2 separate regions of the Homo sapiens genome follow, and region 1 is linked to region 2. Evidence: read pairs that join two places in POLR2A ChIA-PET (ENCODE). Cell type or tissue: OCI-LY7. All regions are shown on one strand. Each heading gives the region's core, and the rest is flanking DNA. Links, peaks and the distances in the headings are about the cores only.

What was found. ChIA-PET counts read pairs that join two places held together with the same protein. Peaks named below come from ENCODE experiments on the same cell type or tissue, not always from the same donor. Only the 100,000 strongest peaks of a DNase experiment are listed, where the experiment ranks them.
Region 1: POLR2A ChIA-PET joins it to region 2 with 5 read pairs; 2 of 35 experiments call an interaction of 5 or more read pairs at or near these places.

What each region holds. Positions count from the first base shown.
Region 1 is chr6:111,922,465-111,934,169 of GRCh38, reverse strand. No RefSeq gene overlaps it. Among named protein-coding and RNA genes, the nearest start is that of LINC02527, 19 kb to the right of the region's middle. In OCI-LY7, for the core only: no CTCF peak of the experiment used is centred there; no DNase peak of the experiment used is centred there.
Region 2 is chr6:111,835,520-111,847,224 of GRCh38, reverse strand. It overlaps FYN (FYN proto-oncogene, Src family tyrosine kinase), which reads left to right. Exons shown (of 14, transcript NM_002037.5): 2 at 596-636. Among named protein-coding and RNA genes, the nearest start is that of FYN, 32 kb to the left of the region's middle. RefSeq lists enhancers at 4,215-4,324, 9,214-9,303. In OCI-LY7, for the core only: no CTCF peak of the experiment used is centred there; a DNase peak (open chromatin) is centred at 5,214.

The sequences.
Region 1 (11,705 bases), core at 4,960-8,959, 85 kb before region 2:
AACAAAAAGGATATCCATGCAGAAACCCCATCTGAAGGTCAACAACATCAAAGTCCAAAAGTAGCTAAATCCATGAAGATGGGGAGAAACCAGCACAAAAAGGCTGAAAATGCCAAAAACCAGAACGTCTCTTCTCTTCCAAAGGATCACAACTCCTCGCCAGCAAGGGAACAAAACTGGAGGGGGAATGAGTTTGACAAATTGACAGAAGTAGGCTTCAGAAGGTGGGCAATAACAAACTCCTCTGATCTAAAGGAGCATGTTCTAACCCATTGCAAGGAAGCTAAGAACCTTGAAAAAAGGTTAGATGAATTGCTTCCTAGAATAACCAGTATAGAGAAGAACATAAATGACCTGTTGGAGCTGAAAAACACAGCATGAGAACTTCATGAAGCATACACAAGTATCAATACCTGAATCGATCAAGCAGAAGAAAGGATATCAAGAGACTGAAGATCAACTTAACGAAATAAAGAGTGAAAACAAAATTAAAGAAAAAGGAACGAACAAAGCCTCCAAGAAATATGGGACTATGTGCAAAGACCAAACCTATATTTGACTGGTGTACCTGAAAGTGACCAGGAAAAAGGAACCCAGTTGGAAAACACTCTTCAGGATATTATCCAGGAGAAATTCCCCAACCTAGCAAGACAGGTCAATCTTCAAATTCAGGAAATACAGAGAACACCACAAAGATACTCCTCAAGAAGAGCAACCCCATGACACATAATTGTCAGATTCACCAAGATTGAAATGAAGGAAAAAATGTTAAGGGCAGCCAGAGAGAAAGGTCGGGTTACCCACAAAGGGAAGCCCATCAGACTAACACCGGATCTGTCTGCAGAAACCCCACAAGCCAGAAGAGAGTGGGGGCCAATATTCAGCTTTCTTAAAGAAAAGAATTTTCAACCCAAAATTTTATATGGAGCCAAACTAAGCTTCATAAGTGAAGGAGAAATAAAATCCTTTACAGACAAGCAAATGCTGAGAATTTTTGTCACCACAATGCCTGCCTTACAAGAGCTCCTGAAGGAAGCACTAAATATGGAAAGGAAAAACCAGTATCAGCTACTGCAAAAACATAAAATTGTGAAGACCATCAACACTATGAAGAAACTGTGTCAGCTAACAGGCAAAATAACCAGCTAACATCATAATGACAGGATCAAATTCACACATAACAATATTAACCTTAAATGTAAACAGGCTAAATGCCCCAATTAAAAGACAGAGACTGGCAAATTGGATAAAAAGTCAAGACCCATCAGTGTGCTCTATTCAGGAGACATATCTCACGTGCGAAGATACACATAGGCTCAAAATAAAGGGATGGAGGAATATTTACCAAGCAAATGGAAAGCAAAAAAAGCAGGTGTTACAATCCTAGTCTCTGATAAAACAGTCTTTAAATCAACAAAGATCAAAAAAGACAAAGAAGGGCATTACATAACGTTAAAGGGATCAATGCAACAAGAAGAACTAACTCTCCTAAATATATATGTACCAAATACAGGAGCACTCAAATTCATAAAGGAAGTTCTTAGAGACCTACAAAAAGACTTAGACTCCCACACAATAATAGTGAGAGACTTTAACACCCCACTGTTAATATCAGACAGATCAACTAGACGGAAAATTAACAAAGATATTCAGGACTTGAACTCAGCTCTGGACCAAGCAGACCTAATAGACATCTATAGAACTATCCACCCCAAATCAACAGAATATACATTCTTCTCTTATTCTAAAATTGACCACATAATTGGAAGTAAAAACACTCCTAAGTAAATGCAAAAGAACAAAAATCATAACAAACCATCTCTCAGACAACAGTGCACTCAAATTAGAACTCAGGATTAAGAAACTTGCTCAAAACCACACAACTACATAGAAACTGAACAACCTGCTCCTGAATGACTACTGGGTAAATAACAAAATTAAGGCAGATATAAATAAGTTCTTTGAAACCAATGAGAACAAAGACACAACATACCAGAATCTCTGGGACACAGCTAAAGCAGTATTTAGAGGAATATTTATAGCACTAAATGCCCACAGGAGAAAGCAGGAAAGATCTAAAATCGACACCCTAACATCACAATTAAAAGAACTAGAGAAGCAAAAGCAAACAAATTCAAAAGCTAGCAGAAAACAAGAACTAACTAAGATCAGAGCAGAACTGAAGGAGATAGAGACACAAAAAACCCCTCAAAAAAATCAGTGAATCCAGGAGCTGGTTTTTTGAAAAGATTAACAAAATAGACCGCTAGCCAGACTAATAGAGAAGAAAAGAGAGAAAATCAAATAGACACAATGAAAAATGATAAATGAGAGATCACCACTGATCCCACAGAAATACAAACTACCATCAGAGAATACTATACACACCTCTGTGCAAATAAGCTAGAAAATATAGAAGAAATGGATAAATTCCTGGACACATACACGCTTCCAAGACTAAACCAGGAAGAAGTCGAATCCCTGAATAGACCAATAACAAGTTCTGAAATTGAGGCAGTAATTAATAGCCTACCAACCAAAAAAACCCCAGGACCAGATGGATTCACAGCCAAATTCTATTAGAGGTACGAAGAGGAGCTGGTGCCATTACTTCTGAAACCATTCCAAACAATAGAAAAAGAGGGACTCCTCTCTAACTCATTTTATGAGGCCAGCATCATTCTGATACCAAAACCTGGCAGAGACACAACAAAAAAAGAAAATTTCAGGCCAATATCCCTGATGAATATCAATGTGAAAATCCTCAATAAAATACTGGCAAACCAATTCCAGCAGCACATCAAAAAGCTTATCCACCATGATCAGTTCGGCTTCATCCCTGGGATGCAATGCTGCTTCAACATATGCAAATCAATAAACATCATCCATGACATAAACAGAACCAATGACAAAAACCACATTAATATCTCAATAGATGCAGAAAAGGCCTTCAATAAAATTCAAACCCCTTCATGCAAAAAACTCTCAATAAACTAGGTATTGATGGAATGTATCTCAATAAGAGCTATTTATGACAAACCCACAGCCAATATCATGCTGAATGGGCAAAAGCTGGAAGCATTCCCTTTGAAAACCAGCACAAGACAAGGATGCCCTCTCTCACCACTCCTATTCAACATAGTATTGGAAGTTATGGCCAGAGCAATCAGGCAAGAGAAAGAAATAACAGGTATTCAAATAGGAAGAGAGGAAGTCAAATTGCCTCTGTTTGCAGATGACATGATTGTATATTTAGAAAACCCCATCGTCCCAGCCCCAAATCTCCTTAAGCTGATAAGGAACTTCAGCAAAGTCTCAGCATACAAAATCAATGTGCAAAAAATCACAAGCATTCCTATACACCAATAAGAGACAAACAGAGAGCCAAATCATGAGTGAACTCCCATTCACAATTGCTATAAAGAGAATAAAATACCTAGGAATAAAACTTACAAGGGATGTGAAGGACCTCTTCAAGAAGAACTACAAACCACTGCTCAAGGAAATAAGAGAGGACACAATCAAATGGAAAAAAATTCCATGCTCATGCATAGGAAGAATCACTATCATGAAAATGGCCATACTGTCCAAAGTAATTTATAGATTCAATGCTATCCCCACTAAGCTACCATTGACTTTCTCCATAGAATTAGAAAAAATTACTTCAAATTTCATATGGAAACAAAAAGAGCTCGTATGGCCAAGATAATCCTAAGCAAAAAGAACAAAGCTGGAGGCATCACACTACCTGACTTCAAACTATGCTACAATGATACAGTAACCAAAATAGCATGGTAGTGGTACTAAACAGATATATAGACCAATGGAACAGAACAGAGGCCTCAGAAATAACACCACACATCTACAACCATCTGATCTTTGACAAACCTGGCAAAAACAAGCAATGGGGAAATTATTCCCTATTTAATAAATGGTGTTGGGAAAACTGGCTAGCCATATGTAGAAAACTGAAACTGGGCCCTTTCCTTACACCATATACAACAATTAACTCAAGATGGATTAAAGACTTAAATGTAAGACCTAAAACCATAAAAACCATAGAAGAAAATCTAGGCAATACCATTCAGGACATAGGCATGGGCAAAGACTTCATGTCTAAAACACCAAAAGCAATGGCAACAAAAGCCAAAATTGATACATGGGATTTAATTAAACTAAAGAGCTTCTGCACAGCAAAAGTAACTATCATCAGAGTGAACAGGCAACCTACAGAATGGGAGAAAAATTTTGCAATCTATCCATCTGACAAAGGGCTAATATCCAGAATCTACAAGGAACTTAAACAAATTTACAAGAAAAAAACCCCATCAGAAAGTGGGCAAAGGATATGAACAGATACTTCTCAAAAGAAGACATTTATGTGGACAACAAACACATGAAACAAAGCTCATCATCACTGGTCATTAGAGAAATGCAAATCAAAACCATAATGAGATACCATCTCACACCAGTTAGAATGGCCATCATTAAAAAGTCAGGAAACAGATGCTGGAGAGGATGTGGAGAAACAGGAATGCTTTTACACTGTTGGTAGGAATATAAATTAGTTCAACCATTGTGGAAGACAGTGTGGTGATTCCTCAAGATCTAGAACCAGAAATACCATTTGACCCAGCAATCTCATTACTGGGTATATACCCAAAGGATAATAAATCATTCTACTATAAAGACATATGCACACGTATGTTTATTGCAGCACTATTCACAATAGCAAAGACTTGGAACCAACCAAAATGCCTATCAATGATATACTGGATAAAGAAAACGTGGCACATATACACCTTGAAATATTATGCAGCCATAAAAAAGGATGAGTTCATGTCCCTTGTGGGGAACATGGATGAAGCTGGAAACCACCATTCTTAGCAAACTAACACAGGAACAGAAAACCAAACACCGCATGTTCTCACTCATAAGTGGGAGCTGAACAATGAAAACACGTAGACACAGGGAGGGGAACATCACACACTGGGGCCTGTCGGGGGGTGGGGGGCTAGGGGAGGGATAACATTAGGAGAAATACCTAATGTAGGTGACAAGTTGTTGGGTGCAGCAAACTACCATGGCACGTGTATACCTATGTAACAAACCTGAACTTTCTGCACATGTGTACCTATGTAACAAACCTGCACGTGCTGCACAGAACTTAAAGTATAATTTAAAAAATAATAATAATAATAAACATCCCTATTGTGTAAAGATGCATACTGTACTTTGTATTGGTGAAGTAATGTGATAGCTTGGATTTACTTTAAAATACTGCAGATTTGAATGGTGATCACCAAGGGGAGGGGGGTCGGGGAGATAGTGTTCAAAGATTACAAAATTTCAGCTAGATAGGAAGAGTAATTTCAAGAGATCTATTGTACAAAATGGTGACTAAGTTAATAACAATATATTGTATTCCTGAAGAATGCTAAAAGAGTAGATTTTAAGTGTTGTCACTACAAAAAATAACTATGTGAGGCAATACACATATTAATTAGCTCAAATTAACCTTTCCGCATGGTGGAAACCTTTCCAAAGATTAGCTTGAGCTAATTAACATGTGCATTAACTTCACATAGTTATTTCACGTATTTCAAATATGTATGCTGTACATATTAACTGTATATAATTTTATTTATCAAATTTTAAAAATGTTGTAAAATAAAATGTTAAAAAAGAAAATACTGCGGATTTTTTAAAAGAAGTTTAGAGGAAACAAGATAGGTGAAATGATCAGTGTCAAAGCTGATTGACAGCACTGGGGGTTCCTTTTACTTTTCTCCCTTATCTTTTATGTGTGTTTGTAATTTGTCATTAAAATTAAAATGAAAAGATGAGGTCATTTAAGGACCAATTTCTGTGGTAGGACTTGGTCTCATGGTGATCTAATCTCATTTGGGTCACTGTAAACTAAATGAACTTGGAAGTAAAGACTCTTGAAGTCCAACAAGACTACAAGATCCCTGGAATTGCAGATAGGAAAATCAGTGACAAAGAGGTAATTGAGTAATCCAAGACATGCAGACAGCCTGTGGACTGCCGGGATTAATAGTCAAATTCTCAATCCATTTTTTTTTTCTCCACCATGTAGAAGACCAGTCCCTTAATCCTCCTGGAATTCAGTGTCTTTATCCTTAAAATGAAAACACCACCACCTATTCTTGTGACTTCATTCATAATTGTCCTGGAGATCAAATGATATCGTGATATGAGAGGGCTTTGCTAAGCCCCTCGGAACTGCAAAGGAGTTGCTACTGTTACTTCCCCTGCTCGGTTTCTCAGTATAAAACAGCAAAACTCAGAGTTCACCAAAAAGGGGGGAGAAGGAGGGGAGGAGTAATAAGGAACAAAAGAACAACAGAAGGGTCTTAATGCTGCCAAGACACACTCAGAGTACCCTCCCCCTGAATAAATCAAGATGATTTGGAGTGGAGCAACAATAGCTCCAAATCAAACCCACATAAAACGACAGCTCATCGTGTGTCTACCTGAGAGTAGCTTTCAGACGGGGCCTCCCACCTGAAGCCAGTTTGCCCTCAGGGGCACTCTCTTATTCCTTCCTGGCACGTCCTTTGCCCAAAAGCTATATGGCTCCCTGTTGGGAACCCAGGCACAATAGCGTGCGCCTGCCAACCAAGAGGTGTGACTTCTGTAATTGGCAAAGTCTGTTCAAGTGTCTAACCACCAGCTGACAGACACCAATGTTGACAGTGAGGGGTGGGAGTGGGTAATCTATGGGGGTGAAGGGGAGAGAGAGAGTGTGAGGTCTGAGAGGCAGAATTCTCCCATTACATTGATTCATCTTTTCCCTCCCCCCATATTTGGGGTCGAGGGATGTCAGCAGTGTAATTAGCTGTTTCAGTAAAAGGCATTATAGTAAGAGAAGCTGGATGCCCATTCAGGGACATCTGCTCTGCAGAGCACCTATAAAAATAACTCTAGGACCGTAAGGGAACAGCTGGGCCAGGGGAGCCCCAGAAGAAGGGAGGAGGAGGGAAGGCAGTGGAGAATTAGATACCTGCCTTGCCACATCTACCATTCCATGCTGGCAAGCAATGGACCAGTGACGAGCAGGCTGAGCCTTGTTCCCAGGGGCAGAAGAGGAAGCTTTTCCATCAATAAAATTGGTGCCATGATTCCAAACACTTGCAAAAGAGAAGTCATGCATAGAACGCAGAGAATCCAAAGGCTTTATTTCTTTCCTTCATTTGTCATTCAGCAAACATTTGTTTAGCATCACTCTGTGCCAGCTGCCAGACTAGGTGCTGGAGATCCAAAGGTAATGTGAGGACTGGGAGATGCAAGGAGTTTATAGGCTATTGGGAGGAACAGAAAAGAACAGATTTTTTTTTTTTTTCCCTGAGACGGAGTTTCACTCAGTCGCCCAGGCTGGAGTGCCGTGACTCAATCTCGGCTCACTGCAACCTCTGCCTCCTGGATTCAAGCAATTCTCCTGCCTCGGCCTCCTGAGTAGCTGGGATTACAGGTGCCTGCCACCATGCCCAGCTAATTTTTTGTATTTTTAATAGAGACGGGGTTTCACCATGTTGGCCAAGGTGGTCTCGAACTCCTGACCTCAGGTGATCTGCCCGCTTTGGCCTCCCAAAGTGCTGGGATTACAGGCATGAGCCACCGCACCCAGCCAAGAACAGATTTTTTACAAGATAGCTAAACCTTGGTTTCTGTGGAGACATCTAACTCAGACATGAGTGTCTGAGTCCAGGTTCCCCATTGAGTTGTTGGGTAATACTGTTTCCGATACCTGATCTTCCTAAGCTTTTGTTTCCTTACCTGGAAAATAGGAATAAAGCTGCCTTTCCCTTATGCAGAAGGCTCAAGTGAGATGTGTGAGTGAGGTAGCATTATGAATGGAGTTGTGCCTTTTTCTATGTCAGGATGGCTTGAGATTTCCAGAAAAATTATGTACCAACTTTGTCTCTCTTGACTGAGGTTTGTAAGACCTCACAAAAGAGAAAATAAATACATGGCCTATCTTTATATGAGGGTCAATAAAGATAGGTATGTGGAAAGAAACAGTTGTCCAAATGATGTGTGTCCCAATGAACTACAAAATGCAACATGGCAATAGCTGCATTTACTTAGCATTTACTTCATGCCAGGCACTATGCTATGTGTTTTACACACATACATGCACCTCATTAATTCCCCAAACAGTCCAGTGAGGATGACTTTATTATCCTTACTTTATAGGTGAAGAAATTGAGACCCAGAGAAATTAGGCAACTTACCAAAGGTCATGCATCTAGCAAGTGAGCCTTGGTTCAAACCCAAACTCTGTTTGACTCTGGGGTCTTTTCTTTTAAGCTCCCAACTACAGCATCTCTGCTGCTGGTGGGGAAGGACAAAACCATGACTCCAGGGAGTCAGCAGGGCACAGAACTCTCAGGTGGCAGGGCTGGAGGAGATCATCAAGGTCATTTGCCCTCCCTCCCTCCCTCCAATTCATTTTATATAACAGAAAAAAATAGGTCACAAAAGGATGAAGTATGCTGCTGGGGAAGGCCACTCATAATCCCACAATCTTCCCACCAAACAACATGGCCTTGGCTGCTGGGCCACCCAGGAGAACCTCTGGAAGAGGAATTTAGTAAGGGAGTGACTTTACAAGGACCACAGCAGTCAAGGGTGAGGAGCTGACTGCTTCTGGGCCTTCCTGACTCATTTCCTCCTCTAATGCCCAGCCTCCCATCTAGCTGCTTAGAAAAGCATTCTCTACTAGACCAGTGGTTCTCAAACTTTAGCAGGCATCAGAAGCACCTGGAGGGCTTGTGAAAACTCACCTTGCTGGGTTCCACTTCCAGAGTTTCTTTTTTCATTTGCTTGTTTTTAAGAGACAGGGTCTCACTTTGTCAGCCAGGCTGGAGTGCAGTGGTGCAACCATAGCTCATTGCAGCATCAAACTCCTGGGCTCAAGCAATCCTCCTGCCTCAGCTTCCCAAGTAGCTGGCACTATAGGCAAATACGGCCATGCCCAGCTAATTTTTAAAATTTTTTGCAGAAATGGGGGACTCACTATGTTGCCCAGTCTGGTCTTGAACTCCTGGGCTCAAGTGATCGTCCTACCTCGGCCTCTCAAAGTTTTAGATTATAGGCATAAGCCACCATGCCTGGCCCATTTGAGTTTTTGATTCAGGAGCTGATTCAGCAGGGTGGGGAGGTTGGAAGAATCTGAATTTTTTTCAAGTTCTCAGGTGATTCTGATGCTTCTAGTCCAGAGACCACACTTTGAAAACCACTAGTATGTAGAATTGAAGCATTGATCTTGAGGATGAGTGGGTGTTTAATACAATATTTAGCCAAAAACCGCTAGTCACTTCCTAATATCTATTCTCCCCTCTTTCTGCAGTAATAGAAAATCTGTTTGTTTATCTGAGCACACAGCCAACCAAAATAGAGAAAATATTTTTTAGCTCCCTTGCATCTGGGTATGACAATGTGATCTACTTACAGCTGATGGGATACGAGCAGTAGTGAGGTGTACAACTTTCAGGATGTGCTTTTGAAGTGATAGGGCAGGCCCTTCACTTCACTTTCTTCCTCTGTGCTGGTGGAATCTAGAGCTGGAGGTAAGTTATCTCGGACTATGAGGAGGAAGCAAAAGTCCCTGATGACTTAGTAAAACAGAGTTCTTAAACCATCTTGAACTCTGATATGAAAGAAAAATTAACTATCTTTATTTAAGGCCATTTGATTTTGGGTCTCTGTCACTTGCAGCCAAACCTGTATCCTAAATGAAACAGACAATACCAACCAATATCTTGGAGTATCAGAAAGGTAGATAGGTAAGCTAAACTAGAGTAGCTAAACAGATAGATAATTGACACATTATCAATCAACAGTCAGAGCCCAGAATGTGACACATGATCTGGAGAGCTAGATACATCACCAATCATCTTCAGCTGGTTTGGCCAAGGCTTAACTTTGCCAAAAGTCATTCAGCTGTTTCTAAAGATTTCATTTCAATTGACAATTATAGAAAATGTTCCCCAGTCATTTTATTGCCTTAAATTATACCTATAATCTTCCTAACTTGGATTGTTAACTGATACACAATTATGTTGCTAGAAGAAGACCAGAATCCCAGCAGATGATTTAAAATAAAAGTTAAATGGATGTAATTTGTGTTTATTTTTGTCTTATTGGAACCAAACACTATAGAATTGCCAGTGTCTATTTCACAGTGATGGTTTGAGGCAAGTAGTTATAGTTTCCCTTTAAATAGTCTCTCTGAGGAAAGTAAATGAGAATGAGACCAAAATTGTCCAAGGAAGGAAGGCAAGGTAAAAGGTCCCACCATGATCAGGTTCTGTTCGTGCAGATTCACTTTCACCCATATGTCACTTTCCAAAATTGTGTCCCCTATATTGATCTCTGAAAAAAATCAAATCAAAGTCAGAAGAAAGCAAAAATCAGAGCATCTTCATGTTGATGAACAACAACAAAAAGTTTTATACCTTTCTGTGGCATCTTAGACTTTGCAAAACATTTCACAACATGTTATTTTATCCTCAGCTGAAAGAAACATCATTTTTTTCCTTTTAAAATAAATTTCCAAGAGTTATCTCCCACAATTAAATGAAGTTAACTTTTAGAGTAACAAACACACAAGATTGCTTGCCAGCTCCACCTCAATGATATATGGCTCGTCTTGAGTTGCTCCAAATTGGGAATATTGGTTAATTGGATTTGGATGGAAAACATTGGGTAAACTGTTTTCTGACACTTCTGCCTGTTTCAGAGCATAGAGCAGTGTCTGGCATATAGGTATCACTTAATAAAAATAGAATGAATAAATGAATGCAACATACATAGAAGCAAGTAGGAATCGAGATAAGCAATTAAGAATTCTCAATATCCCACAATCAACATGACTTATGTGGGATTACAGAGCTGACTGAAAAAGATCCTATCTATTCCTTTGTTATTAAGTCCTTGGCAGAGCTGTAAGGTGATTAAGGATGACCATATTTGTGGCTGGTGTTCAGTTACATGAAGTAATTATAAAGCAAAGGCATATTTACAGAAGCCATTGACAATGCTTACAGTATGACAAAACACCCATGCTAATTATAATTCATGAACAGCACATGGGAATACTTATTTAAAAGACTACACTAAGCAGTTTCAGGATAATCTTCAAATTTCTGCAAGGGTGTCTCTTGCAACACCCACTGTGATTTCATCAGATTCTAACTGTAACTTTCAAATTAAACTGTGGCCACAGACCTCCCAAAAGTCTGATGTCATCAATGGCAGATAATTTCACTGAACTGCAAACTAATAAACTAAAAATACAGTGTTTTTTTACAACCTTGGAAATTATGGTGACAAGTTGCCCTCTGGAATATTTAAGCATTCTCATTGAACATCTAAATCTGTTTTTATTAAGGTGTAGAGAAGATAAATTAATGGAAGTTAGGGAAAAGGTAATGGCTTGGGTTACAATCCCACAGATAAATGGCCATTTATCCCCCAATGCATTTCTTGTTGTGACAGAGATGGATGGGGGAGGGCTTCCTTAATCACCTTACAGCTCTGCCAAAGACTTAATAACAAAGGAATAGATAGGATCTTTTTCAGTCAGCTCTGTAATCCCACATAAGTCATGTTGATTGTTGGATATTGAGAATTCTTAATTGCTTATCTTGATTCCCACTTGCTTCTATGTATGTTGC
Region 2 (11,705 bases), core at 2,777-6,776:
CCGGGGCTGGAGTTCCATGGACAAGATGATGCAGGCTGCTGGGTTGGCAAACCTCCTGCAGAGGGGAACCCCAGCTGCTGGGAACCAGGGGCCATCCCCAAAATGCTTTTTTTGACAGCGGGGCCCACCCACAGTCAGATAGGAAGTGGGGAAGGTATGGGCTGGGTGCTGGGGGTGTTTTAATCCAAGAGGTAAATTGAGTAAGACCTTGGAAGACTCAGTTTTAATTGTGCCCCAACCATTGATGACTTGTAGAGACTCTGAAAAAGGGAAGTGTGTTTGTGTTTGTGTTTGTGTGTGTGTGTGTATGTGTGTGTGTACACACAAGGCCTCTATCCTTATCTTTCCTGATTCCAGAAAGTTAAAATCTCATGCTGGCTTCCTTTGGTGGTACAAGGCCAGGTCTTTGCAGTTTCAGACAGGTGTTTGTGGCAACTGTGACTTAGCAACAATTGTGTGAATGATAAAAAATTTGTGGGCAAATTGATTGTCTGCAACAAATGGAAATTCTATGGTGGTGCTTTGTGGGTGGTTTGTAGGCAGAGAGTACTTGGTTCTCTTTTGATGTCTCACTTTTTTTTTTCTTCTTCTACAGTTTTTTTGAAGAAGCAGGATGCTGATCTAAACGTGGAAAAAGTAAGTTGGCAAGTTTTGCACTGAGAGCAAGTGCCTTGTGAATTATAAAGGGCTTCCTGTTGGAACCTAGGATGAAGTCCACTTTTAATTTGGGATTGTAATTCTGAGTCCATAGATTTCTAAGAGAGAGGTCGAGTTGGAGAAGGAACTGGTTTGTGAAATAGAAAGAAAACCTTACCTCCTTTGGTGGACCCACTATTTTCTCCCTTCCCTTAGTTGTAACACTCAATTCTGGTAATTTATGGGAACATATGTTTTGACTATAAGTTATGGCTCCCACCCCAGAAATAGAATGGAACAGCTGTCCCATGGCTGAGGAGCCTTCAGGCTGGGGAGGAATGGGGAGCGCCTATCCTCAGGCTGGTCAAGGAGGTCGTTTTCAGTCCATTCATTGTTGTTTTTCCTCCACTCTCAGATGGCTGCTGCTCACCTCTGCCTGAGCCGTATCTTTGAATTGCAGCCACTGTGTAGCAGGTCATTCTTTCATTAATGTAACATTTTTTTGGTTCCTACTGGGTGTTAGACATCATGCTGGACTCTCTTGAGACAAAAGTGAATGTGACTGACAAGTACTCAGGTAATGATGGTACAATCTGAGAGCTGTGCAGAAGGGGCTTGGAAGCTCTGACTGAGGGCTGAGCTATCCAGAAAAACTCCATGATGGAGTGGGTGTGAGGAGCTGTGAATGCATTCTTTCTCTGAATGTTTGCTGAGCCTTCTCTGCCTGTACGTCTCTCTGCCTCCCCAGGTGCCTTGAGTTCCCCCACTGAAAGGCTGGACGTCGCAGCTCTCGCTAGCCACCCAGGCGTCCTTTTCGGCCCCCACTACTCTGCCCAACCACATTGCCTTGGGTGTAACTTTTCAGCTGTTCTGAGTTATGTTCCTCAATTCCCTGGCCACTTGGGGGCTGCCCCTTCATCATCTGAGAATGACTTGGGGTTATTTCTCATCTTGATTTGAGTGCAAGAGAGGCTTTTCTTTCTGAACTAGAGCCATTCTGAATGCAGCTCGTTTGTCTCTAAGTTAGGGAAGTATACTATCTGAAACATTGTTCCAGAACAATTGTGAGTAACTCCTGACCTTTGACCCCATGCAGGCACCTAGCTTCTGCAGGATGGCCTGTGATCTACTGCTAGTCACGGGCTTTTCAGCTCATACAAACCAGGGCAACTTGGGGAAATAACACAGCTCTAGTTAGGACAAGGCAGAAGGAGCCTTTTTAGAATCCGCATGCACTCAGGTTTTGGCTGTGGAAGCCAGGGATTGGCAAAGACTGTCGCCTATGGGAGGTCAGTATACTGTGACCCTTCTGGACTAGGCCAGGTCCACAGCAGGCAAGAGCCTATGGGTGCCAGGAGCCCCCTCAGGGCAGTATTGTGCCTTGGAGCCCAAAGAAATGCCTGGCATTTGCCCCAGACTGCAGGACTTGCCCTCCCCTGTCCAACTCAGGCAGTGAATCCTGCAGCCACAGGAGGGGGAAGTCCATTCATCTGGGTTCCCAGTCCTGGCCCCATGCCGGGCAAACAGCAGGGCTCAGTTAGTGGGGTGTGGGGGGCACTGAATGGAATGTGTTCAATTTTGCTTCACTTCTGCTGTTAACTTCCTGTTAGACCTTAGAAAAATCATTTCTCCTCCCCAAGTTTCATTTTTCTTATCAGTAAAGTGGTCCCTTTCACAGGACCAAGTAAAATTACTCGCTTTTAAATTGAAAAACACAAACCAAATACATTTTGTTTTTGTTTTTGTTTTCTGACTTGGGTCTTGAATTAAAATGGAAAAAGGGCTGTTGGCCACCAGTCTAAAGAATGCCAGGTAAGACCAGTTATGGATTGGGACTGAAGGAGCAATGAGTGTCTAACAAAAGAGTGAACACGGGTGACTGACCCGTGGTGTGGATGTCTGTAAGTGCACAGGGAATCCAGATTAAGAGAAGCTAAACGGGTAGAAATGCTGCTTGGATGGAGTGAGTCTGAGGCACCTCTGAAAGGCTCTGCCTGCACCCTCTCCTCAGTCAAGTAGTTGATGACCTGAAAAACAATCATTGCCTTAGGGGAGTTTGCTGTTTTAAAAGCTCTATTCTAGAAGTTCCACTTTCAGAACCTTTTTCTGTTGCTGGTAGAACACTGTTGAACACGGATCTATCAACTTTTCTTTTTGTCTGTGTTTACCTATCCAGAAGAATCTAATATAGGATGTGCATCTGTTGTATAAGTAAATGATACCTGTTGGCCAACTCCAGTGGAGAAAAATTGCCAAAGTTACAGTGTTTGTTCTTCATGTGGATTTTTAAGTTTCCTCTTTTAGTTGAACGTTTTTGTAAAGACAGAAGTGGAAAATTAGCTTTATTTTGACATGCTAAAGCTCAAAGACAAGTTAGCATAAATTCTGTATTAATTAATATCTATGGTTTATTGAACTTCTGCTATGCAGAGTGCTTTATATCATCTATGTTACACTTCACTGTGACAGCAGTCCTGTGAGGGAGCTATGAGAGGCTCAAGGTGCTGTAGTTATAGTAAGGATTCTACTCAGATCTGTCTGGGCTCAGAGCTTTCCCCTTCCCATACCCCACCTTACTTTGGAGTTTATATAATATTTGAGACAATATGTTTGTGTGCCTTATTTTTTTTTAAGTTTCGTAAGTTCTAAGAAAGCGGCATTTGTTACTTTTTAGAGAGCTCTTCCTTGACACTCCCCTAAAGGCCCAGGCTGGATGGGGTTGCCCTATCGCCACGGCCGCTTCAAAGCTGTCATTGTGGTTGCATAGTTATCTGTGCAGTGACTGTCTGACAGCAGTGTTCACTGTGGAACTGCAGGCTTTATCAGCTCAGAATCCTTATCTGTGCCAAGCCTAGTGCCTAACTCATAGTAGGCCCTCTTAAAAAATTGAGCAGGCATGAATGAGTGGAAACCATGCTTGTTAATAGCATTATGTGGCGATAAGACCATCATTCCTTGACTTGCTCCCCAAAAGTACAAAGTTTCAAGCAGACAAATGAACAGATCATTCTTAAAATTGAACTAATCTGGGCAAGCAAAGAGAGTTCAAAGATAAAAGAGGGGGACGCAGTAGTGCACAAGGGAAACATTAAAGCAAATATTTTCTTTTCCACAGAATCTTTTAGAATTCTTGAGGGTTACAGTTCCAGATATCATTGCTTTAAGTGTATAAAGTGTATTTTTAAAAAGTGAAACCCATACCCATTTAAAAATTGAAAAATATGTAATCAAGTTGTATCAGAACAAAAATGTGCTTTTTGTGTAAAAAGCTAATTAAATGGAGTCATCCTATTTAGTGATTTAAAAGGATTTGATTAAAATAATATCCACTTCAACTACTCTCAAAGGGCTGAGGAGAGAGGTTTGGTTTCCGTGCATCCTGGATGGCCTTTGTCTGGTGTGATTAAAGGTATTTCAGTGCCTGCCATGAGAGAGGCCCCTGCCATTTCTGCAGTTTCAGTGAGACCGAGAATTCCTGCAGTGTCATTCCAACTGTTTGCAGGGTTTAGACAGCTGCGTTCAGGCCACAAATATGGCCACAAACACTACTGCCTATTTGATAGACACAGAGGCCTTCCGAAACAAAAATTGTCATTCAAAAAGAAAAGTAAAAAGAAAAATTACCTCCTGCCTTAGAATTGTTTACTTTTCCTCTGAGTGAGTGAGTTCTTTGAAATGTGTTGGTCTGTTAATGTAGAATGTACATGGAAGTTGCTCCATTTTTCAGTGTTTCTTTGGTTTTAATAAGTCCCAAGAGAAATGATAAAAAACCTCCTAGATTCTTAGTGTGGGGATAATTGTCTTGTGGGGGGAAAATCTAATTCTAAGTAATCGAGGGTTAGAAATTTGAGGCCGCATCAGGAATCCAGCTTTAAAGCCATGTCCGCATGATTTCTATGCAGCTGGTTAAGAGGTGGGAAAATTAATTCATACAAGTTTTTTCTTTTGTGGGAAGAATAAGATTTCCGGGGTCAGAGGCCAGCAGTGTTTACATGGGGTATCCAAAGGCCTCACAGTGCTGGTTGCTGGGGTGACATGAGGATGTGTCTCCAGTGTGAATAGGGGGACATTGGCTTTGGGGTGTACCGCGCAAATGCGTGTACTGGTTGCTTAAGGGAGGTGAGGGAGAGAGTGAAGAAGAGGAAGGGAAGAATAGCATAAGCACAACTCCCTGCCATTTGTGGGAGCCATTGCTTCCTGAGTGGGCATGGGCGGGTTGCAGGGGCAGGACTCAGGTGCTTCTGGTGCCTCTGAACCCATGGACACTGGACAGGGCAGTTCCTATGTGCAGACGGGAATTGTTCCTCAGGCCCTCCCTGATACATGTACTACAGGCTGCCAGCCTCAGAAACTATAGGAGGCCAAAGTGGCCTACATTCTTCATTTACCTTTCTCAACCTCACACACAGATTGACCCATTCTGCTGGTGATCAGGCAACGGAGTGACCCAGCCTCAGTGTATAACTGAGTAAGGGTCACGTTTCACACAACCCACTTTTCTGGCGACTGGGGACCAGGAAAAGGAAGTGGCTTTGACTTGCGGGCAGGGAGAGAAAGAGCAAGAATGCATGCATGGGTGTGTGTGTGTGTGTGTGTGTGTTTAGGAGGAAGGGACATGCTTAGAATTCTGTTTTAGACTCAAAGGCAATCATTGTTAGTCTTGGCCCAAAAATAGTTGTTATGTATCATGCGTAATAACTGACCAGCTTTCTTTTATGTAAATCCCTGGATTGTAAAACTAAGCGGTGCTGTCTAAGAAGAAAAATATACCTACCCTCTGCCAATTTGAATTTCCAAAAAAAAAAAAAAATCCCTCTTCCTAGACATTCTAAATTTAGGAGGATATTGATAACTGATCTAGAACAACTGCAGATAACAATATTTTCAGCGTGATTCAAGGAAAGAGTTGAAAAATTGAGGGTTCCTTGTTTAGTCCTGGATATAGAACAGTTCATTCATTCTTTACACATTAACGAACACTGGTAGGCCAACCACTGTTTTAGGCCACATGTTATCTTATTCGGTTGCCCCACGTTGTATGTGAGGAAAATAAAGCTCAGCCAAAGGGGAATGAATTGCCCAAGGACTAACATCTAGGAAGCAGCAAGATCCAAAACTATATCTCAGACTTGAAGCACCCTTCTCTTTCTCCTCCACTGTGGATGCTCTCTTGTCCTGAAGCCATCATTATCAGCCTCATGTAATTTAACTGGTATTTTTTTACACATCTTTCATTTTCTCTTCACTGAATTTAAAAGGTCTTTCTCCCTTATTTGTGGTTTTAAAAGTAGTAATGATGTTTTTATCAAGGAACAATTGGAAACCTTGAAAAGAGAATCACCTCTTTAACCTGACCTGGCCCTGCAAGGTGGTCGCCCTGTGAAAGCGTGAAAATGACTTCCAGGGGTGGCATCTGCAGGCAGTGGGAGTGGGGGAAGCCCATGAGACACTCATTTTCTTTCCACTGCTGGTTCCCAGACTTGGGGATCATTTCGTATATTCTTCATCTGAGTAGCATTCATCATTCCCTATGACAAAAGCTGGATGTTGCCAGGAGAGAGTGGGGAGAAATGCTGCCCACGTTACAATGGAGAGACAAGACGAGCTCTCACCTACATACTTTGTACCATTTGTTTTTACACCGAGGCTTTCTCCTGTAGCCATGAGATACTGCATAATTTGTTTCACTGCAGCCAGGCCTGCTGTGTAGAAGTTGGAATCATTTGGTTGTCTGCCTTGCATAGACTTATTATCTGCTGAAATTGCATGTGAAGGAAAGATTATTAATAAAATATATGTGAAGAATGGCTGAAAAGATGCTTTTGTCAGTGCCCCTAAATACTTTTAAGAGCAGAGCTGCAGTTTTCTAAGAGTGGTGTTGTATAGGCCATAAAAATACATAAAAATTTAAGCTTTTCCTTTAAAAGGTTATTACTGCCCACTTTTAGCCCACAACAAAATTTTATTTGAGCAGAAAACCTTCTTTGTTAGCTTGCTGTGCCTGCCGTCACAAATTACCACAAACTTGATGGCTAAAAACAACAGAGATTTATTCCCCCACAGTTTTAAGAGGTCAGAAGTCCAATAGCAAGGTGTCAGCAGGGCCACGATACCTTCAGAGATGGAGAGAATCTGTTTCCTGTCTTTCCAGCTTCTAGTGGCTGCAAGTGTTCTTGACTTGTGGCCACATCACTCCAGTCTCTGCCTCTGCCCTCACATTGCCTTCTCATCTGTGTGTCTTCCTCTGCAGCCCTCTTATAAGGATACCTGGGATGGCTTTTAGAGCCTGCTGCATAATCCAGAATAAGCTCTTCCTCTCAAATCCTTAACTTTATCACATCTTTGCCATATAAGGTAAAGGGATTAGGAAGTGAATACCTTTTGGGGGGCATTTTCTGCCTAACATACCTCAATTTGGGAATTTCTGTAATTTTCATTTATCGAAACATAAAGCTTGCAACCCCTTGTTTCACTCATTACTTCAGTCAGTTTAATTTTCTTAGAAGGGGCCACTTGGAAGATCTAAGAACTAGTCTCTTCTCCAGTCCCCAGAGCGGGCAAGGCCACGCCTGTCTTCTTTCTCAGATTGAGGTTTATGTAAAGAAGAGGAATTATGGGCTCTGAAAGCTGGGAAGAGGCCTTGGAAATCATACCCTCTCAGTCTTTGGGGGAAACTGGGGCTAGAGATGTAGGGTCACCCGAGTCTGGAGCAGAGATGGGACAAGCACTTATTACACTAGCCCACACCTTCCGCTTTGTTCCTGCAGACCCCCAAGCTGTCTCTGGTGATACAAGCCTCTAGGTCATCTTCCATTTGAGAGCCCTTCAGTACCTGAAAACCCAACCCCTGAAAAATCCTTTTTTCCTAGTCCAAGAGCCCTAGTTCTTATAACTTTCTTGCATTAGCTGGTGTCAGGAATCCCGTCATTCTGGTCACTTCCTCCTGGATACATTGCCTTTATATCACTGTCTTTTTGAAAACATGGCTCTTGGACATGAACACGGTACTTACAAGATGGTTTGACCAGTGTAGAGTAAGAGGTTACTATCAGGTCTCCTTAGGTGCACATTTTCTGCATCAGTATAGGCTATACTGATGCAGACCAATATTACATCTCTCATCGAGTCACTTTATCATATCTTCAGCTTGCATTGAGCTTATGTGTGATAAAAATCCTTAGGACTTCTTAAGTATGAATTGCTTTAAACTCATCTCCTTTCCCCATGCTACATAGGAGATCTGGATTTCTGTCAGTAGCTGGATGGTATAGCTTGGGATCCAGAATATAGACCAGATAGGGATCTAGAGAACAAACAGATCCATGAGCTGGGGCATGCTCATGGGAATGGTACCAGCAGCAGAGTAAACAGAAGGCAGTTTGGATAATCTGGTAAGACATAGTACAGAGGAAACTCTTCTATAGGTGGCTGTCTAGATGGACAGAAGTTTGGCAGCAGAAATGTATGGCTGGGCATGTCGTAGAGCCAGATGAGAGGCATGCAGATGTGCAGGGACTTCAGTTCAGAAGCTAATGCAAAGAGCTGAGTCCAAAAGAATGAGTTATAGAGTCAACTACTGAAATGAGGTAGGCCCCAAGACAGATACTTGAGCCCAGAGTAAAAGGAAGCCCCGGTCTGAAGTCAGAATCGTAAAATTGATATGATTCTGAATGTCTGTGGCTGAAAGCCATACCCACCCAGAGTCTGGAGACAGGATCACTGGCAGAACTTGTAAACAGGATGAGTTGTTTCCATTCAGTAAACAACTGAACGTGAGGCAAGTGATAACACCATCCTATCCACACATACCATAGATTATTTACAATTGAAAGCAAGATTTTATCTGTTAATTTGGAGAGGAAGATGGTGTTCTTTTGGTCAGTTGTGGCTGTCATTCTAACCTATTTAAGTCTTTTAAAATCTCTATTCTGTCGTCCAATTAATTAACTATCTCCTTTCAACTGTGAATTATTTGTGACTGCTATAAGCACATCTTGATGAAAACATTGACCAGGGACAAATGTGCAAAGCCCTGTTCCAAGGACCTCTCTCCAGGTCAGTGTTGTTCTTCTGTGATGTTAGTGTCTTTGGGTATGGCCATTCAGTCACTGAGGCCACTAAAGTGAATTATCACTTGGACCAGGGTTTCCCATCTTGCTTGGATATGTTTTTGAGTGACTATCAGGTGCTTTGCTGACATCAAGGTATTCTGCATTTGTGATCTGTCATAATAGTCTTGTGAAACTGCCCTGAGATGGAGCAGTACCATGGGAAGGGAAAGTTGGTAGGGTGCTTAGTCAGTCACTACTGTGAGTGGAGAGGTCCCTGGATGTCCTCATTGATGTTAGTAGGTTTAAATCTTGAGTCCCACTTCCTGTAACATACCCAAATATTAGCCCATGGGTGATTTTTTTAAAGGAGGGACTGGAATCTTGCATTCAGATGAGGAGTACTAATCTTACTAGGGTAATGAGGGTTAAGTGTTCACCTCTACTAAAGACTGATCCTCCTTTGTGGGTATGTGTGGTCTGTGGAGAGCAGCTCCCACTGTTGGGTGAGCATGATGGCTTTTCGGAAGATCTAGGGGCGTTCATTAAGTTGTGAAATGTGTCACTACTGAATACAGTCAGAGTGTAAAGTGAAAGAAAGTGAGATGCTGCGTGGATCAGTGATGATAACAGAAGGGATAAAACAGCAATTTGTGCATTTGCATAGTCCCTCCAGATAAGGCTGCCATGAGAAAGTGAGATGGTTTCAGGGTGGAACATGAGGCAGCGTCGTGTGGTGGAAAGTATGTGAGCCTTGGGGGCTTGAGGAAGTCCTGACCGTCTCACCAAAGAGCTAGGCCACGGGAGAAGCTGACAGTCATCAAGAGTAAGGTGCAACTGTGAAGAGTGTCTGAAGTGGAGGCACAAAGTGCCGTGAAATCCCCAACAGGAGTTAGATGAAGAGATGCCAGTGAGGGGAGAAAATCATCATCATTTACCAACTTCTACTTGTTGTACCCCCTTTCTTTGGTCAGTACTGGCCATGGATGGACTAACTCCCAACTTTGACGTCGAGTGGATTCATACACAGGGTAGAAGAATGGCAAGAGGGAAGGCACCTGTCCGTATTGTTTTTTCTGTTGCTGTGTGTCAACATAGATAATGCTACGGTAATTGAAGACAAAACCTTTGTGTCGGGGGAGGATTTTGTCCATCTTTAGAATATTCTAAAGAGTAGGAGTAGGGGAAATGTAATTTAAAAAAAAAGCAAAACTGAAGTACCTGCCACTTTCCCCATTCTACTGTTACCAGATGAGGGAAAAAACATTTTTTTCTTTTACAAGAGAGTTTGATGTACATCAAAGTGCCGCTTACCGCAAAAAAGTAAATTTGATAATGAGAAAAAGTTTAAACAGCCCTTAGGTATTGAAAATAAAGTAACTTATAAAACCCACTCGTAAAGTTTAGAAGTCGTTATGGTGACCGCAGTGAGGTGCTAGGTGTGGGAAGGCCTCACTGGTAAAGTGTCAGGAGTGTTTTTTTTATATATGGCCCATGAACTGGTAGGACAAAAAACTTTTGACAGTTATCATAATATTTATTCTGTTTTCTTATATTTGGTATTAATAAATATTGGCTAACTAGCCAATCATATATCTTTACAGTATTCCATTTTTACAGTGGCCAAGAAAATATAATTAGGCTTTTGTGTTTTCTAGATGATACTGTTTAATAACAACAACAAATACTATATAATGTTCTTGGCTCATTTCAGAACCAACAGAGCAAAATGTGTCCGTTCAGAAAAAAGCATTTGTTGTTTTTCTTTGTTTCTTTTTTGAGACACAATCTCACTTTGTCAACCAGGCTGGAGTGCAGTGACACAGTCACGGTTCACTGCAGCCTCAACCTCCTGGGCGATCCTCCCACCTCAGCCTCCCTAGCAGCTGGGACTACAGGTGCCTGCTACAGCGCCTGGCTAATATTTTTTATTATTTTTGTAGAAACAGTGTCTCCCTATGTTGCCCAGGCTGGTCTTGAACTCCTGGGCTCAATTCATCCTCCCACCTTGACCTTCGAAAGATCTGAGATTACAGACATGAACCACCGCGCACAGCCTAGCATTTGTTTTGTTGTTGTTGTTGTTGTTGTTGGAAATATAATTTAAAAATTTTTCTTTTGGGGGCTAAAGCCCAAATCAGTTAATATCTGAGGCCTATTTGCATGTAAATATTAGGCAACCATCATTCACTGGATGTTTAACCCATGAGTATCACTCCATATCTCAGCTGAGATTCGAGATAGTGAATGACAGGTTTTCATATTTTCCGTCATATCGCCATCTCCTATGATCATTGAGAGCGTTCTTCACCCACATTGGAGGAATTGGCCACCTCAGATGCCTTTCTCTGAAGGCCTACTGTGTTTTCTCTTTCCTCACAACCAGGTCCCTGAGACCAGTTCTTGTCACCTTTCACTTTGGAATCACCTTCACTCACCTGGCATTTCAGAGTTGTCTTTCAGTTTCTCTGTTTCTTGCTGAACTCAGAATCCTGCATGGAGGGTATCCATTCAGCCTGGCCCTTTAACTGTACCAGTGTCTTGCTCCTCGTGGAGCCAAAGTTTGCTTTACAGTATGCCACCACCTGCAGAAACCTGTCCTTACTTTTCTTGTTTTTGTTTTTCACATTCATCCTGTGGGATATGATGAGGTTTCTCTTCCAATAATCTGATCAATCTTTTGTTCTTTAATTCATAGAACCCCTCCCCCCACACACTTTTCTCCTTTTTCTCCTTTTTTCCTTTTTGCCTTTGTTAGATGCCCAGGCACGCCACAGTACCAGGCGTTATCAGTACCAGCTCACATTCCTTTCCTTATTTGGAAAGAGGACTAACTTTCTAGCTCATTACAGACACCCCTTCCCCTTCCCCTCCACTTTCTTTTACGTGCCCACCTTATCTAAAAAAAAATCAAATGTTTAGCCAACTGGGATTAGTTTAGATTGTATGAACCGACCCTGGCCAATGGGGAAAGGGTACAGGGGCAGGACTTGCTTCAGGAATAAAGGCTCTCATGACCCT